Linked DNA regions of Homo sapiens: region 2 is linked to region 1. Evidence: read pairs that join two places in POLR2A ChIA-PET (ENCODE). Cell type or tissue: B cell. All regions are shown on one strand. Each heading gives the region's core, and the rest is flanking DNA. Links, peaks and the distances in the headings are about the cores only. Region 1 overlaps FHAD1 (forkhead associated phosphopeptide binding domain 1). Region 2 overlaps CTRC (chymotrypsin C).

Region 1 (5,371 bases), core at 253-5,252:
CTCCAGCCCAGCTGAGACCGCGTGGCAAAGCTGTGGCCAAGCCCCTTGGGGAGGATTTGATTGGCTGGAGCCCGGAAGGGGAGCTGGCCTGCTCCCCACCAGAAGCAGCTAGTGCATTTCAGTGGTTCTCACACTCAAGTCCTAACAAAGGCCGAAGAACGGGCTTGCATCCTTCTCCAAGGGCAACTTCTGTGCATTTAAAATGTTCCTACTGAAAATCCCAGTCTTAGCCCATTCACGAAAAGTGTCAGCTGTTTCTTGGCTGTAGCCCTAGCTGTATTCACTAAAGAGAAAAGACAGCTTTACAAAGGCGCTGCCGGCTCTAGGAGGACCCGGGAAAAAGTCTCGGAGTCTGCAGGACTCGCCAGCGGGCAGGAAGCTCATTGAAAGCGATGCAGGCACTGCCCCCGCCCCCGAGTGGCCTTTTCTCTTCCCCACAGTAACCGAGTAACTGAGCTTGCTCTGTGACAGGCTCTGCTGGCATCACACCATTTAACCACCCCACGAAGCAGGTCCTGTTGTTACCGTTATTGGTGCTGTTGTTGAGAAACCTGCGACAGAGGTAAAGTCACCTACTGAGGCTCACTCAGGGACAGAGGTGGGCTTGAACCCTAAGCCCTATCTGTTGGACTCCAAGTCTGCCTCTTATCTCGGAGAAACTCTGCTGCCTTGTTTAGTGATGTGGGAAGTGGACTAGATTGGGCACAGCCTGGGCCATTGTCACTGTCACACTGTCACTGCAGGGAGCTGTGGACCCAGGGCATCCCAGAGTCAGGAGGCTGATGACCACGAGGTTCTCTGTGAATGACCAGCACTGAGGTTTTCCCCAACATTTTATGTCAGGTCTGATTTGCACAGCCAGAGGTATTAGTATAGAACTATGCCTTTTTTTCTGTTTTAAAAGAGACAAGGTCTTGCTGTGTTGCCCAGGCTGGAGGGCAGTGGTGCGATCATAGCTTACTGCAGCCCCAAACTACTAGGCTCAATTGATCCTCCTGCCTTAGCCTCCCAAGTAGCTGAGATTACAGGTGTGTGGTGCCATACCTGGCTAATTTGTTTATTTTTATTTTTAGAGGTGGTGTCTTGCTATGTTGCCCAGGCTGGTCTCAAGTGATCCTCCTGCATCAGCCTCCCAAAGTTCTGATATTACAGACGTGAGCTACCCTGCCCAGCTGGAAGTATGACTTTGGACTCTGGGAAGTTCTGCTCCGTGAAGAGATGTTCAAGTGTTAAAACTACAGTGGTTGTCTGTGTGTCAGGGGCGGATAGTTCTGAAACTCAAGGTGAGTAATTTCGTTTCCCAGAGCCTCAACTGTTCCATCTTTATGAAGGGGCACTGAGATTTTATACAGGAGACGTGGAAAAAAATCGACTCTTTGTGAAAATGTTAGGTGTGAAACTTAAAGGAATTCTACTTTCCTCTCCTAGGGAGCAGCTGCTGCCTAAACAGATGTATACAGGTTCCCTTTCGAGTCTTGCACCACTGAAAAAAAACTGTTTTCTCTGATGTTGTCAAATTCTTGAACAGCAAGCAAAAAAAAAAAAAAAGATTTTCCCCCTTTTTCCCTTGACAAACAGGAGTTTCTGATGACATGTTAGTCACAAACCTTAAATGCAAACTGAGCCTGGGGATGAACCCCGAGAGAAATGGTGATGGAGTAGGCGGGGTGCATCCTGGAAAGGAATAGGGGGGATGAGTGGATGGGCTGGGAGGGCCGGGATCGGAGGTCGCTGAGGTCCCGTTTCTGTAGCTGAGTAGCCCGGTGACACTGCCCTCCGACCTCCTCAGTTTCCCCTCTCAGCGGGCAGATGCCCGGCAGCCCTCCTCGCAGGCTGATGTGAGGTGAGGGTGGGCCGTGCCCTGTGGGGTGCATCTGACAGCAAGTGCTCCTTACATAATACCATCAGCCTTGCTGTGATCGTGGCTCTACTTCCTATCAAATCTTTCCCTACGTTGTGAATTCCATGAATTTGAAAGTTCCCAGCTCCAGCTGGGGACGCTGACACAGGTTTGGCTTGGCCGCTTCGGACCTTCCTCCTCCCGCTCGGTGGAAGGCTGGCCAGCCCGCATTGTGTGTGCCTAGGGAGGCCATGAATAATGCATGTGGACTGATTATGTAAATCTGCAGGTTTTCTTTCATTTTCAGCCAGTGCATGACAATGGGCTTTTTAGGGCCCTCTGCCGTCCCATTCTGTGGTTTGGTGTCTCTGCTGTGGGCCTGGCCTGCCAAGCCCTGGGGGACACTGCCTCGGGAAGGAGCGAACTCTCCTGTGGGTACATCAAAGGACATCTCAGGACTCTGCTGCTGCCCAGATCTCCCTGGCATGGCACAGCGTAAAAGGAAACGGTCCTCTGCCCGAGGCAGCCCCACGACATGTGCAGATGGGGGCCTGTGATGTTTAATTCAGAGTGGTGAGTGCTGGAAAGGCCACGTCCAGAGCAGAGCGCTGCCTTCATTTTTGGGGGCTGCAAGCCAGGGAGCCTGTGGTCTGCAAGGTTTGTGGGATGAAGGCCAGGCCTCTGCAAGGAGCTCACCTGGTTGGTGGAGGGGGCACCCTTCTCTGGGGGTTTGGCTCTCTCTGAGCTCAGGCAGGCAACACACACAAACACACACACATAGTGTCACACACAGCCAAACCCTCATGCACATGGTACACATGTGCACACACACACACACATGAGAATGTACACACACACGAGAATGCACACACACATAAAAGCTGACAGTTACAAGGAGGGGACTCACGGCCAACCCTGCAGACAGCAGGAGAACCAGGGTCAGAGGGATCTGGGGTCAGGTCCCAGCTGTCCTTACCAGCCGCTGTGTGCACTTGGGCGCCTCTTAACTCTCTGAGGCGCAGTTTCCTCATCTGTAAAATAGGGATCATCGTACCAGGCAGGGCTATTAGAGGCATTAATAAGCCCTATCACGGCTGCAAAGCTCAGGTGAGCCCAGTCCCTGGCCTGGAGACGGTCATGAAGAAACAGTGACTGTGGTTCTTTCCCTGACTTGCCTAACCCCAGCCTTGGGATCTGCTCCACCTTAGGCAAGAGTGAAGGAAAGGGAGAGTCTGGCTCTATTTAGAGGTCACTGTTCCAGTGCCTTGTGGACTGCAGGAGTGGATGATGAATATGTCAACTGCAAAGCAGACAGGAAAGCCCCTCTGCCAGCTTTCAGGGAGCTTTGGAAGCCGCCCGGGTGCTGCTCATGTGTGACTTGCTTTGGGGAAACTTTCCAGTGTGTAGACCCTACCGGGTCTGAGGCAGGACTCACCCAGGAGACCACCTGCATGGGTCACGGGCAGCATGGGTCATGGGCAGCATGGGGAAGGCAGTGTCCGCCGGCTGGTGCCAGGCCCTGGGCAGGTGCTTCAGAGACGGGACAAGCACCCTCACCATCCAAAAGCACTTGGCTCCTGAGGTATGACGACAGCGAGAGTGGACAGCAGATAGCGAGGGATGCCTGCATTCTTTCATCCTCACCATCTGTCTGCGAGGCAGGGGCTGGAAGCTCCCATCTACTAATGAGGAAAGCAAGGCTCAGAGAGGCAAAGAGATCTGCACAAGGTCGCACAGTTAATAAGTGCGGGGATTTGAGCCCAGGACCGGCTGACTCCTGTACCATGCTACAGATGAGATACCAGAGTGTGTGCGCGTGCGCGTGTGTGTGTGTGGTGGGAGGGGGACCCATTTTCGCTGGGTCACCAGCCTGAGACTGGAATCTCGGTTTCTCAAGCCAGTGTTATTTCCAACTCTGTGCCAGGGAGCAAATCTCATCCTCACACCTTTCCTCTGCGGCTCCTTCAGCCGGGAATGTCCACCCTCTCATCCCTTTGGTGGACAAACTCCAGCTCTCCTTTGCGGTCACTGGCGGCATTGTGGCTTTGGCAGGCCCTCGCTGCATGTTCTAACCAGGCTGAGTGCCCTTCCTGGACTGCACAGCCTCGACAGCCTTCAGCTATGAAATCCACCTGAAGTCAGCTCTCTGTTCCACACTAAGGGATATGTTCTTCAAGGACATCCATCTGCCCATCCACCTGTATACTCCTCAGTCCATCTATTCTTCCATCTGTCCATCAACCTGTCTGTCCTTCCACCCATCCGTTCACCAAATATTTACTGGGTGTCTACCGCGTGCCAGGCACTCAGAATAGTGAATCCAAATCTCCACTCTCTGAGAGCTTATGTATCCCTAGCACCTGGCAGATTGATATAAATATGAATAACAACCACCATTAAAAAAAATACAGATGAGCACCATGAGTCTCAGAGAGGTTAAGAAACCTATCTAAGGTCACATAGCAAGTGGTTGAGCTCTGGTCTAAATCTAGGTCTGTCTGATGCAAAAGCTATCCAGTTGCCTCCCTTTGCATCCATCCCTGTGTTCTGTGCTACCTGGATCCTCCAGGGACCACCCTCGGCCATTGCTAATGGGAGCTGCAGGGCAGCCTGGGAGGTTCTGCCCTGGGCAGCAGCGCCTCACCTTCTGCTGCCGGATGGCCCTGTTGATCCTCTTCTCCTGGCACAGCTGGTGCTCCATGCGCTCCAGGGCCTCCTTCAGCAGGGCCTTCTCTTCGGCCTCTTTGTAGATATCATCCTCCAGCTTTGCCACCTGCGACTGGTACATCTCAATGGACACTTTGCTCCGCCTGGGTGCACAGGAGAGATGGCGTCTGTTTTTCCCTTATCTTTCCCAATCATCATCAATGTGCCAGACCCGGAAGTCTCTCAAAATACATCCACAGTGGGGGCTCACTCAGGAGTGTCATCACAAGCAGGAGAGCATGACGAAGATTTGGGGTACAGAGAGCAGAACGAGCCATTCATCAGCCGAATGTGTGTAGCGGGAGGGGATAAAGGATGTGCTACCAGCCCCTCCTGACTTCCTGGGGAGTGGGGAACTGCGACTCTTGAAAATATGACGGAGCTGTCAATGCTACACAACTGGGAAACCATAAGTCAAGGGTCGCAAGAGGTGCAGCTTGCACAGAAAATAGTTCACAGAATGGGGAAACCGTGCACTTCTGCAGCCGTGATCTCGGGGACAGAATTCCCTCTACCAGGCCTAGTCAGTGCCCTCCCTGGTCCCCTTCTGACATTGCAGGTATTCCACACGTGGGTCTCTGTCCTCCTGTCCCAGGCCTAGAGGTCTGCTGCTAGCCTGAGTTTAGCCAGGAGAAGGGAGGCCCGGGCCTTTCTGTGGGGACATGGGGGTGCCGAGGTACCTGAGCTGTTCAACGTCCTTTTCATATCCTCTCAACAGCTCCTCTTTCCTCCCCAGCTGGTTCTTGAGTTGGGTGATCTTATCAAACACCAGGTCGAGGTCCCTTTGTCGAAGCTGGTTGACCTTCTCCCTCTCCTGGCGGGAGA
Region 2 (5,371 bases), core at 55-5,054, 66 kb before region 1:
AAAGTCTTTTGTGAGCATCTGGGAGCAATAATTCTCTCAAGCCTCTGTCTCTCTGGGCTTATTGCTGGTTTTATTGAGGCTTCTCGGCACCCCCACAGGCTACACCTCCCTGGTCACTAGAGGAGGTCAGCGTGCAAGGGCATCCTTAGACTTTAGGATTCATGGCAGAACCACAAGTTGTTAGTTGCACAGGCTCTGGAGTTAGACTACCTGGGTTTAAATCATGGTGCCCCATTGCTAGCTGTGTGATCTGGGCTGAGGTTTGAAATCTCTCTGAGCCTCAGTTTCCTCATCTGTAAAGAGGGATAATAAACAGGGTTGCCATGAGGATGAAATGAGGTCATATATATGAAGCCTTGGGCGGAGCCTAACACAAATTAGCAAGTGCTCAATATATGCTAGCCACGCAACGGCTATTAGGCATCCAATGGCACACTAGTGGATCAGTGGCTGGTGGGGCTCTCAGCAGCCCCTTCCAGGCCTCCCAGCCCCCAGGCAGAAGGTGGAGGTGGGAGGGTCAGTGCCTAAGTTTCCAGTTTCCCTCCCTTCCAGCCACCAGTTTGTGACCTCTGGGACAAAGTCCACAAATCCCTACTCTCACCCAAGCCAGATCCCAGGGAGTCCTTCCTGACCCCTCCTTCTCCCTCCCCACTACACCCACCACAGTGCGCTTTGGATTTTGCCTTCTAACACGGGAGGAAGGATGGTGAATCTGGTTCCTATTGCTGTTGTAATAAATTGTCACAAACTTAGTGGCAAAAAACACACACATTTATTATCTTGTAGTTCTGGAGGTCAGAAGTCCACAGTTTTTCCTCACTGGGCTAAAGTCCAGGTATAGGCAGGACTGTTCCCTTCTGGAGGTGTAGAGAAGAATCCATTTCCTGGCCTTTACCAGCTTCCAGAGGCCGCCTGCATTCCTTGGTTCATGGCCCCTTCCTCTATCTTCAGAGCCAGCAGTGCAGCATCCTTAAATCTCTCTCTGACCCTGACCCTCTTGTCTCACTGTTCTAAGGACCCTTATTGATTACACAGACCCCACCCAGATAATCCAAGATGGTCACTCCATGGGAAGATCCTTAATTTAATCATATCTGAACAATCTCTTTTGCTGAGTAAGGTAACATGTTCACAGGTTCTGGGGGTTGGGGTGTACACATCTTTTGCAGGGAGCATTATTCTGTTTACCATACATAGGCATTGATTCTTGGGCATAATAATGGATCTTGTCCCCAAAGCTGAGAATTTTACACTCTTTTTTTTTTTTTTTGGAGACAGTTTTGCTCTTTCGCCCACCCAGGCTGGAGTGAAGTGGCACGATCTCGGCTCACTGCAACTTCCACCCCCCAGGTCCAAGTGATTCTCCTGCCTTAGCCTCCCGAGTAGCTGGGATTATACGTGCCTGCCACCACGCCTGGCTAATTTTTTGTACTTTTAGTAGAGACAGGGTTTTGTCATGTTGGCCAGGCTGGTCTCGAACTCTTGACCTCAGGTGATCCACTCCCACCTTGGCCTCCCAAAGTGCTGGGATTACAGGCATGAGCCACCGCGCCTGGCCAAATTTTACAGTCTTGTTGAACAAACCGAACTGTGGGTTGTGTTTCACCATGTATTAGCTAACAAATGGTAATTTTTGTTGTTGTTTTTTCTCGTTTTCTGAGACAGGATCTTACTCTGTTGACCAGGCTGGGGTGCAGTGGCATGATCACGGCTCACTGCAGCCTTGACCTCCTGGGCTCAAGTGATCCTCCTGTCTCAGCCTCCCAAGTAGCTGCCACGACAGGTACATGCCACCACGCCTGGCTAATTTTTGTATTCTTTGTAGAGACAGGGTCTTGCTATGTTGCCCAGGCTGGTCTCGAACTCCTGGGCTCAAGCATCCTTCTGCCTCAGCCTTCCAAGTAGCTGGGACTACAGGTGTGTGCTACCATGCCTGGCTCCTGACAAACAATCGTTTTGATAATTAATCAGATTCCTGGAAGTTTGTGTAGATGTGGGGCTGGAGGCTTGCTGCTCAACGCTACAACTGTACCCCTTAAATAATTACTGAAACCTCCCTTTTCTCCTTTTCATTACCGCCTCCATCCGGGCTGCATTATTTCTGGCCTAGACTGCTGCAGCAGCCTCCTTACTGGCCTGTCTGCCTCCACTCTTGCCTGCTCCAAATCACCCTCCCCACAGCTGTCTGATGGACACTGTAGTGTACACATCGGACCACAGTGGCCACTTCTCTATCTAAAAGCCCTCTACAGCCCCCACTGCCCTCAGCAGGAAGTCCCAGCAGCCCCTACCACTGCACAAGGCCTTCCCTAAGGGCGTTTGCTTCCTCTCCAGCCTTGTCACTTGCCCCTCCAAGCAACAACCATCTTGGTTTGCCTGGGACTCTTCCAGTTTTAGCATTGAAACTCCCATGTCTGGGAAAACTCAGCCCAGGCAAACCAGGACAATTGGTCACTCTGCCCTTGCCCCTGACTTTATGCTCTGGCAACACCGGAGTTTCTTCCAAGCAGTCGCTATAGCTTTGCTCATGCTGTTCCCTTGGCTGGAAAGTGACCCCTTCTGTTCCCTAGTGAATTGATTAGCAAGTAACTGAAAATCTACTTCGGTGGCTAAAACAAATGCAGATGTATTTTTTTTCACGTAGCCAGACATTCAGAGGAAAATGGTGGCTGGCATGGGATCTACAGCTTGATGAGGTCTAAGCTGACATCTCTGTAATTATCTTGGCCACAAGATGGCTGCCTCAGCTCCAGGCATCACATCCATATTCAAGGCAGGAAGAAGGGGAAGGGGCAGCACCAGCTATGTCAGATCTTTCTCATCAGGGAAGTTTTTATTTATTTATTTTTTTTCTGGAGGATGTTTTACATTGCAGGGCAGCAGAGCATGGTGGACAAGAGCACAGGCCCTGGAGTCAGATCACTAAAGTCTGGATTCCGGCTCCACTACCTTCTAGTTCACACATTGGGAAGTCACTAACCCTGTCTGGCCTCAGTTTTCTCATCTGTAAAATGGGCATGATGTTAATAGTAACCTACCTCATGGGATTGTTTCTGGGGATTGAGATAATGTAAAACCTATAGGATAGTGCTTGGCACATACTAAGTGCCCAATAAATGTTAGATATTATTTAACATTGCTTAAATAACATTGTAATATTAATTAACATTTTAATTAGCTCCCTAACTACAAGGGATCTGAGGACAGCAAGCATTTAGCATTTATAACCCCCAATATAAAGACATACACAAAAGAAGATAGCTGGGAATGAGACCGGGTGTGGTGGCTCACACCTGTGATCCCAGTACTTTGGGAGGCCAAGGCGGGCAGATCACCTGAGGTCAGGAGTTTGAGACCAGCCTGGACGACATGGTGAAACCCCATCTCTACTAAAAAAATACAAAAAAATTAGCTGGGGCCGGGCACGGTGGCTCACGCCTGTAATGCCAGCACTTTGGGAGGCCGAGGCAGGTGGATCACGAGATCAGGAGATCGAGACCATCCTGGCTAACACGGTGAAACCCCGTCTCTGCTAAAAATACAAAAAAAAAAAAAATTAGCCAGGCATGGTGGCTGGCGCCTGTAGTCCCAGCTACTCAGGAGGCTGAGGCAGGAGAATGGCGTGAACCTGGGAGGCGGAGCTTGCAGTGAGCCGAGATGGCACCACTGCACTACAGCCCAGGTGAGAGAGCGAGACTCTGTCTAAAAAAAAAAAAAAAAAATTAGCTGTGCATGGTGGTGCGTGCCTGTAATCCCAGCTACTTGGGAGGCTGAGGCAGAAGAATCACTTGAACCTGGGAGGTGGAGGTTGCAGTGAGCTGAGATTGTGCCACTGCACTCCAGCCTGGGCATCAGAGCAAGACTCCGTCTCAAAAAAAAAAAAAAAAAAAAGAAGAGGATAGGTGGGAATGAAGTTTAGATTAAGCAAACTTAAGAAGGACTACGTTCTGTACTTGGGTACCTTCTAGTCAAATTTTAAGACCAAGCTTGGGCATCATCACCTCCAGGAAGCCATCCTGGATTCCTCCCGCCAACTGACACTGCTTCAGGTGTCCTGTTTCTATGCTTCTGGTCTGTATTTCTGTTTTCAAATGTATACCAGGGAATTTAATGATCTATTTACTGGTCTGTCTCCTGCACAGCTGGGGTACCCCCATCCTGGATTCCCGGGTCTGGGTGGTGCTGGGCTCCCTGTAGCTCCCACTGCTTGTTGAGTAAGTCAAGTCTTTCCTGAGACTTGCCTTGGCATCATGGGGGTGTGGGAGTCACACCATGGTCCCCACTCCCAGGGGACAAAGTCTGGTGGAGAAAAGGGACAACTCTTGGGCCAGTCTGAGGTAGCTGCAGCCGAGGGCTCTCCAGCGAGGGGTCCAGAGGCTGGGCTGGGGGCACCCCCACAGAACAGGACATTCCCAGGAGCAGGCCAGGCCAGAGGCCCCTATCATCAGGGTCTGATCCCCCTGGCATGTCCCTCCCTGGACATTGGATCTCTCTCATCTCTGGCTGCCCCTGTCATCAGGGTCTGATCCCACTGGCATGTCCCTCCCTGGACACTGGGTCTATCTCATCTCTGGCTCCTCTTGGCCTCTTGTCAGCCTCAGGAGAACTCTCTTCTCCTGGATCAGGCATTGCCAGCTATCCCAACTCCTTCCTCTCTCTGGGCCTCAGTTTCCCCACTTGTCTAATGCAATGAAAGCATATCCAGCTCTGACCACTGTGATTCTGTGTGGAAACCATTGCCTTCTTCAAACGTATGTCTCCTGAGGATGATGCTGGGGTCTCTTCCTCTTCCTGTACCCTCATCATGCCCAGCACAGGACTGGACACAGGGGCTGGCTCACTAAACACTTCTCAAAGCAGAGAGCCCCTGCCAACAGCAGCCATGGGGTCTGTGCTGCGGGGTGGGGGTGGGGGGTCCCTGCTAGGGAGCCCCTTCCCCAGGAGTGGTTGTCCCTGAGCTTTGGCCATCCTCCTGTGGCCTGGTCTCTCTGGCCTGGGGGACGCTGCTTTTGGGGAGACCCTGTCTTCCACCTGCTGCTGGGGGGCTGTGAGGACCTGCCAGGCCCCTCGGTGGAGGTAGGATCGGAGAAGCGAGTGATTTCATCAGGGTCTCACCTGTTCGCAGCTTGTGAGATGGAGCGGGGAAGGTGTCTGATGCGTCCTTCACTCCCATCCCCTCCGGCTTCACGCAGGACTCCCTGGGCTCTCCACCCCAGCCCCCTGCCTCCCATTAATGCCCCAGGAGGCTCCTTCCTTGGCCCTCTCTCCCGGCCTCTGTTTCCCCACCTGTCTAATGCAGGGTGGGGGAAACTGGCTGAGTGGGGTCTCTCTTTGGCTCCATAGTGTGGAAAGGGGCAGCACCAGAGAGGAG

Evidence for each region. ChIA-PET counts read pairs that join two places held together with the same protein. Peaks named below come from ENCODE experiments on the same cell type or tissue, not always from the same donor. Only the 100,000 strongest peaks of a DNase experiment are listed, where the experiment ranks them.
Region 2: POLR2A ChIA-PET joins it to region 1 with 10 read pairs; 2 of 35 experiments call an interaction of 5 or more read pairs at or near these places.

Annotation. Positions count from the first base shown.
Region 1 is chr1:15,381,307-15,386,677 of GRCh38, reverse strand. FHAD1 (forkhead associated phosphopeptide binding domain 1) reads right to left here. Exons shown (of 34, transcript NM_001391957.1): 30 at 5,227-5,371; 31 at 4,485-4,650. Among named protein-coding and RNA genes, the nearest start is that of EFHD2, 26 kb to the left of the region's middle. RefSeq lists enhancers at 1,806-1,925, 1,282-1,929, 1,930-2,577. In B cell, for the core only: no CTCF peak of the experiment used is centred there; a DNase peak (open chromatin) is centred at 2,127; H3K4me3 peaks cover 229 bases; H3K27me3 peaks cover 470 bases.
Region 2 is chr1:15,446,691-15,452,061 of GRCh38, reverse strand. It overlaps CTRC (chymotrypsin C), which reads right to left. Exons shown (of 8, transcript NM_007272.3): 8 at 2,820-5,371. Among named protein-coding and RNA genes, the nearest start is that of CELA2A, 7.4 kb to the left of the region's middle. In B cell, for the core only: no CTCF peak of the experiment used is centred there; no DNase peak of the experiment used is centred there; H3K27me3 peaks cover 926 bases.